Regions from separate parts of the Homo sapiens genome. Here region 1 is linked to region 2. The links are chromatin contacts, found by Hi-C or POLR2A ChIA-PET in ENCODE. All regions are on one chromosome and are shown on one strand. Each heading gives the region's core, a stretch centred on a gene start or an enhancer-like site at or near the end of the contact. The rest is flanking DNA. Distances are from core to core; before and after follow the strand shown. Region 1 overlaps ALKBH8 (alkB homolog 8, tRNA methyltransferase). Region 2 holds the start of CUL5 (cullin 5).

Region 1 (3,580 bases), core at 85-2,584, 460 kb before region 2:
GGAGAGACAAAGCAGACTGTGGCCCCTCACAGATGCAAAGACTTTGGCCCCGCAACAAAATATTGATGAGTGAATTTATATGTGTTAAAATGTCTGCAGTATGTACATATCTTTTATTATGACTATTCCCTAATTTAAGTGCAGCCAACTGGTAGTTTCATCTATACCACTTAAGCGGGCTTCTACTGTAGTTTTCTGAACTCTATTGATTTTTCTGAATTTTATTCTAGTTCTACAATCCAGATGGAGTGATATAATGCTGCTTTCTTGCTACAAAGTAAATGCACATAGTTCTAACTGAAAAGATGGAAGAATCAGTACTCCAAAGGCTCCAAATACAGCAGCATGTTCTATTTTATGATGTCATGCCATGAAACAGACTTTGTTAGCAGACTGCTGGCTGAAACAGGTATACTTCTTTGACATTATCCTTATTGAAGGGGCTTGACTAAAGAAGCTCCCACTCCACAGAAAAAAGATAAAGAGTGCCTGTTAAGAACTGTCAGCATTGAGTCTTATTTGACCAATTTATGCAAAAGAGAATGCTGGCTTCCAAGAGATCCTGAAAGATGAGAAAATTACATAAAAATAGAAGAATCTTCAGAACTTAAGTTACTAAGGAAAGTGCTTAAAAGTGAAAAATAGAATTCAATGTATAAAAAATGACATGATCAAACAAGGTAGACCATTTATTTATTTCTGGCCCACAAACCAGCAGATCTACTTGTCTACTCCAGAAGTTTTGAATGTTAGAGACCCACAGGATAAAAGGAAAAATGAAGATTGGCCCAATGCCACTTTAATTATACTATGATGCAACTAAAGAACCCACATGAGAATTACACTCTTTTCCCACATCTACATCAATATACATATAGAGCCATACAGAAGTCACCATGGCTTTAGATACAAACCACACACACACACACACACACACACACACACACACACACACACACAAAGAAGGAGAAATACACACCCACCAGGATGGTAGATCACTATCTTTTTAATGCTAAAGGCACTACAGAGACAGAGTAAAAAAATCATAAATAAGCTATAAAGAATGAGAGAAAGGAGAGAGGAGCTACACAGCAGAGACAATCCATTTTTCAGAACTTCAGGAAATGAAAATATTCCAAGGACTCTCAGATAAGAATAAAGTATGGGGCCTGGAATCAAGATAAAAACTAAAAGAAGAGATTGTTTGGCTTCTGAGGCTGTAAACATTGCTTATATAGGCAAATATTGAGGGCTGAATTTGAGGTTGGAGATGAAGCCAGTATGTCTGCGGTCCAGACTGTATTGTTGTTTTAAGTGGTATAAAGAAAATGTCTGGGTGTTTTTTCCAGTTTGTGCTAAAGATCTGAAAATAATGAAACATTTGTCCATTAAAACAATAAACTCTTAGAACAGAAGTACCCTGTGAGTCATTCTGATTGACCAGACTGGGAATACAAAACAAAAAACAATGACTAAAAAAACCCATTCAGCTAGGTATTTCAAGATACTGCATAAATAATTTTTACTCAGTACCCTATGACTCAACATAGGAGTCAGGCAGGACTCAACAGGTATTTGCTGAAAGCATGAGCCTGGAAAGAGAGCAGGAAATATACTGAAAGACGTGGCCTTCTATAGCAAACATTCAGCAGATGGGGTCTTTACTACCCAACTATCCAATTATCCCCACCCACTGAGTTGCAAAAGTCATCATAATAAGAAATATTTACTGATGAACGGACTTCCATAAAATTAGTACTTGCCCAAATAGCTCTCTCTCTCTTCAATATCAGCAGCTATCTCTGCCCATTATGGTAATCCCTTTGGTCAGTCTTTCAGTGAATGTTGATTATATAAATACTAGCCAGTGCAATGCAAACCCAAAACTAATTGAAATTGCAATTCTCACAAAAGATGGACTTCCCGAAATTGATAAAAGGGATGTCAGAGGACCATTTAAATCACATGCAAATCCATTAAACATCTGAAAATCTGGCAGAGTCAGGACTTTCACAACGAAGAGAAAAATAAAGCAAATAACACAACAACGCACTCTTTATAATCAAGCTATAAAAGTCAAATAAAGGAATTTTTATCATGCTACCATATTTTATCAGAAAAACAAGACCAAAAACAAAGTTCACGTGACTCATTCTTTGTTCTAAAAAATTAGTACATAGTTGTAATATAACCTAAAAATTGTTAAATAAAATTTTTCTTTAAAAATCATCTTCATAAATTTTAGTTTCGTTTTCCCAGATAAGTCCTAATCAAAAGTTTTCTTCCTTATTTATAATAGAAGTTAGGTATTGGTTTTAGGGAGATGCACATTAAATAGTTATTTTCATTATCAGCTGACCAACTCTTACGGTACTTGATGAACTGAGTTATCTGCCCAACAACATTACTAGTTTATTATCATAAAAGGTTATAGCAAGGGCATCTCTCAAAACATGCCTGGCCAGCAAAGGCAGGCTGCAATTTACGGCAGGACAAATTCATCAGTGAAGGATTACCTAAAAACAAAAGCCTAGTAGACTTCACAGGTATATGTTATTGTCATATAACCCGATGCAGCCTACTCCTTGGATATTTCCCTAAGCTCATCCTCAGTTAGGGGAGCACTGAGTATTTGAGATGGAAAGAAATTGGTTGGTTCCTTGATGAAATTACCGACCTGAGCCAACAAGTTAAAACTTTTGGAACCAGCCTTCCTTGAGATATCTTGTTATATGAGATATTAACTTGTTTTGCCTTGTAATCATTTTTATTTGGGTTTTCTGCTGTTAATTGCAGCTAAATCATCCTCACTTATACACATATCATACATATTTCGAAGGTACAAAAGCCTTAAAGAAAATCACAACTTAGTTGTAGAGGGAAAACTAATGTATTTGAAAAAAACAAGACTATTTTTGCTTAATATAAAATGTACACTATTTTTAGACATACTATAAGAGCTTTAAAAAGAATATGCTCCAGTAGTCATACAAATAAAGCATTTTAAGTAATAAAGCATTGAAGAATTATATTAAAGTTAAGAATACCTCATGGGAACACCATGAGTTGGAACATTTAAGAATTGAAAGAGATCTTAGAAATTTCCTGGGAAAGAGAGAAAAGTAAAGTATTAAATATAACGTCAATGACTTTAGCTGAGTCTTTGACATTATATTTAAGCCAAACAAAACGAAAAAGCATTACAAAAAACCAAAACAATAATGCCACTGACAAAATTATTACAATGAAATGGAAGCTGCCATAGGCATTACAGGAAAGTTCTTAAAACGACTGAGGATGTCAAAGATAAGAAAGTAAAGAAATAGGGCCAAAGGTATAGTACTCAGATTCTAGGTGTGGAGTAAGGTGCTAGGAGAAATTCAAGTAATTACACAGCATCAATCAATCAATAAAACAGAACAGCACAAGTTGCAAGAGTGGAAAGTCATCTCTCTCATGACCACTTGAAATCCTACTTCTAGGCTGTGGGAACATGAGCTTCCTCCTGTTACAGAAGTGAAGGCTTTAAGTAAGGAGCCCTAGAACAGATACACCTGAAGGAGCCTTTACACGCATGGAT
Region 2 (3,398 bases), core at 713-3,212:
GTGTTTCTACCCAACCATCAGTTCATCTTATTTTTTGATACATTTCCAAGTAAATTATAAATATAGATTCACTTACTCCTAAATTCTTCAGTATGGGTAGCATTAAACTTCAAATTTTGTTAACTATTTTCTCTTTGAATTAAATGCACATTTTTTAAAAATTTTATTATTTTTTATAGCGATAGCTACTTTGCACAGGCTGGTCTCGAACCCCTGGGCTCAAGTGATCTGCCTGCCTTCGCCTCCCAAAGTGCTGGGCTTACAGGATTGCACCACTGTGCTTGGCTGAAATGCATAAATCTTAAGGGTATACTGGCTGAGTTTTGACAAGTGCATACACCTGAATAACTGAAGTCCCTACCACAATATAGAACATTACATCACCCCAGAAAGTCGAAGGAAGACTACTTTTGATTGTATTATTTTTAGCACCTTCTGAATTTTGTATTATGTGCCTGCGCTATTTTTAAGAAATAAATATTTAAGCATTTTAAATATTTAAACATTTTTATAACAGTGGGCCGATTCTAAATTGGATGAGAAAGAGTGAAAACAGGAGATGGCAGATAACAGGTGGGGTCAATGGAATGGAGAACTTATTGAAGTCAGAGTTGTAGCAGTGGTGTTTCCAGAACAAGTGAGTTAGGAAAATTGGAATGCTTCGGTTGACAGTAGGACGCTGAAATCAAGCTCTCAAAAGTTGTCTTAAGGTTCAGTTAAGCATAAGCAAAGGGTGGCTTGGGTAGATGGAGATTAGGATACTAGTTTCCTTTCCCTTCCTACGCTCTCAAGTGCACACTGTATTTTTTTGTTTGTAGTTTTTTTTTGTTTTTTTTGTTTTTTTTTTGAGACAAGAGTCTCGCTCTGTCGTCCAGGCTGGAGTGCAATAGCGCGATCTCGGCTCACTGCAATCTCCACCTTCAGGGTTCAAGCGATTCTCCTGCTTCAGCCTCCCGAGTAGCTGGGATTACAGGTGCCCGCCACCATGCCCGGCTAATTTGTGTATTTTTAGTAGAGACAGGGGTTCACCATGTTGGCCAGGCTGGTCGCGGACTCCTGACCGCAGGTGTCTCGGCCTCCCAAAGTGCCGATTATAGGCGTGAGCCACGGGGCCCTATAGGGATTATAGGCGTGAGCCACTGCGCCCGGCCTCTTTGCAATATTTATCACAACTCCCACTAAGTAATATTTGACTTGTGTAGCCATCCTTAACATTTGGCTACCTTATTAGGCCATAAACTCCAAACGAGCAGGGGTCTTCTCTTTTATTTAATCCTGTATTTCCTGTGCCTAGTATATACAAGTGCTCAAACAAGTATTAACTACTTGATTGGATTCTTTAAGTAGGCCCATCCCTCTTCTCTTAGTCCAGAGCTCTTACTTATTTCTACGCATTATGGCCGTATGAAGGCTGTTTGTAAACCTGCAAAATACAATACCAGGTATCCTGCAGGTTCCACATGTAAATTATATTATCTCATTGGCCAGTGGTGTGTGGTCTGAAGGGGTAAAACCCGGAGGCTTATGGTTTAGGATCTTCTAGGATAATGTGCCTTCAGAAAATCGAAGATTAATATTCATTCTCTAAACAATCTTTTTTTTTTTTTTTCAAACTTTTTTGTAATGACGAGGGTGTTGAACTGGCCTCAAGTGATCCTCCCCCTTCGGCCTCCCAAAGCACTGAACAATATTTTATCTAAGTGCCAAGCATTCCTGAATAGAAATATTAAGAGTCATCACGCTTGTGCAGTCAACACATATTTACTGGGCGCATTCTATGCACGAGTTATTGAAGACAGCTGTTGTAAGCATTTCAGGACAATGCACCTCCCTTAACACCGAGTCCGGGATTTGGGGCGGGGTGCCGGAAAACGCCAGGTCCCGCCAGCAGAGGGCACGGTCCCGGCCTCGCTGCAGCCTCGGGACCCACCGAGGCTTCCAGGCTCCCACGCTCGCTCCCGAGCGCGTCCCCGCCCTCGCGTCACGTGACGTGGCCGCGGAACCTGAGCTGCGGGGCCTAAGCCGAGCTAAATTCGTTGCAGGTGGCCGCGGCGGGTGCAACCACAAAGGCTAATCCGAAGGAGTCGGGGAGGCTCGTGGAGTCGATGCTTCCTCTTCCAAGTCAGGTCGGCTCCCGTTACCTTCTCAGCATTCGCCGTTCCGGTCTTCCTGAGCGCGTGCATGAGGTCTTTCGCGTGGGGAAGCTCCGGTGACCATGTAGGGGAGAAGAGTGAGGAAGCTCCTGGTGCTTGGGACGAGGTCAGCGCTGTCGGCGCGCTGCTCCAGCGCCCACCACACCCTGGTGCGGGCCGACGGGCCCTGGGCCCTGGTGGGAGCTCCGGCCTCCGGTCAAGGCCTGGCCGGGAGCGCCACGAATTCTCGCGTCGTCTCGCGAGAGTCCAAGTTAAAGAACATGGCGACGTCTAATCTGTTAAAGGTAAGACCCTCACTCCAGCTTGGGTTTTACTGTGTGGCCGCCGGGTTCGGCTCTTTGGGAAAGGCACGGCTCAGGTTCAGCTGCGAAGTGTGGGAGTGTTCAGGGGTTGTCCACTGGCAGGGAAGCCGCGGTGGCAGCCGGCGAGTACCGGAACGCGGGTCTGTGGCCTTGGGGTCGACAGGCTCTGGTGGTCGCTCCCGCCGACTGGCCGCTGGGAGAAAAGCCTGGCTGAGCGCTGGCGAGGAGCGATGCTTTCAAGGGACCAGCTCTGGCCGGGAGCGGGAGATGAATGGTCGTGCGGTGTCCTGACCAGCTGGGCCGTTAGTACTGTTAGGTCTCAGTTTCTTGTAAAGCAATGTCTAAGACGCATCAAAGGAAAAACCAAGAAAATGCTGCCTAACAGGTTTCAGTGACTCGACCCCCCACTTCTTCCATTTCTGTTCTCGTTCTGTCTGCACGAAATTCCGAGTCAGACCAGCAGTGCCTCCCACTCCACCCCCCTTCCTCCCTTTTCTGCGTGTTACACCTTCCCTCCTAATTCTCCCATTCTTGAGTTCATCTTTTTCCTTAGGAAACTGCTTTCTAACCCCCACCCAGTTACAGGACACAACCAGATGACAACTGATGAAGCGATACCATCGTTTTAGGGCGCAGGAAAGTTACCTTGTCAAAGACAGTATTTAAAGTTAGTTTTATATAGCAAGGGAGATCTAGGCCCACAGGGGCAGATTCTCCACCAGTTAAAAAGTTTGGAGAAGAATGAGGAAGACTTAGAACTAGTCTGTTCTGTGTATGTGTCTGTAGTAGTTAATCATTTGCCTTAAAAGTACGGACAGAAATGGGGGTAGTGAATAGCTCAGGGAACATAATATTAATGGCAAAAACCGCAGTCACTTTTGCACCAGCCTAATACAAAGGATGAACCACTTCTTCCTGAGGCCTCTCATGCCTTCAGGCAATG

The links. A loop is a pair of places that touch in the nucleus more often than their neighbours do. ChIA-PET counts read pairs that join two places held with the same protein, here RNA polymerase II (POLR2A). Pooled maps may share reads with other maps.
Region 1: a pooled map shows a loop between it and region 2 (3-fold over the local background). The contact joins the enhancer-like site here to the promoter of CUL5 in region 2. A Hi-C loop is called at or near these places in 1 of 37 single-sample maps with no recorded cell type and 8 of 50 pooled maps. POLR2A ChIA-PET finds 5 or more read pairs at or near these places in 1 of 52 experiments (OCI-LY7).

The regions. Positions count from the first base shown.
Region 1 is chr11:107,543,902-107,547,481 of GRCh38, forward strand. The region is part of intron 7 of ALKBH8 (alkB homolog 8, tRNA methyltransferase); the gene reads right to left. Among named protein-coding and RNA genes, the nearest start is that of ALKBH8, 20 kb to the right of the region's middle. Within about 2 kb of position 1,335, at least 4 of the 41 ENCODE cell types and tissues checked have a DNase peak (open chromatin) inside an H3K27ac peak, as active enhancers do.
Region 2 is chr11:108,006,936-108,010,333 of GRCh38, forward strand. CUL5 (cullin 5) reads left to right here and starts at 1,963. Exons shown (of 19, transcript NM_003478.6): 1 at 1,963-2,437. The coding sequence starts at 2,414. RefSeq lists enhancers at 2,088-2,187, 2,288-2,477.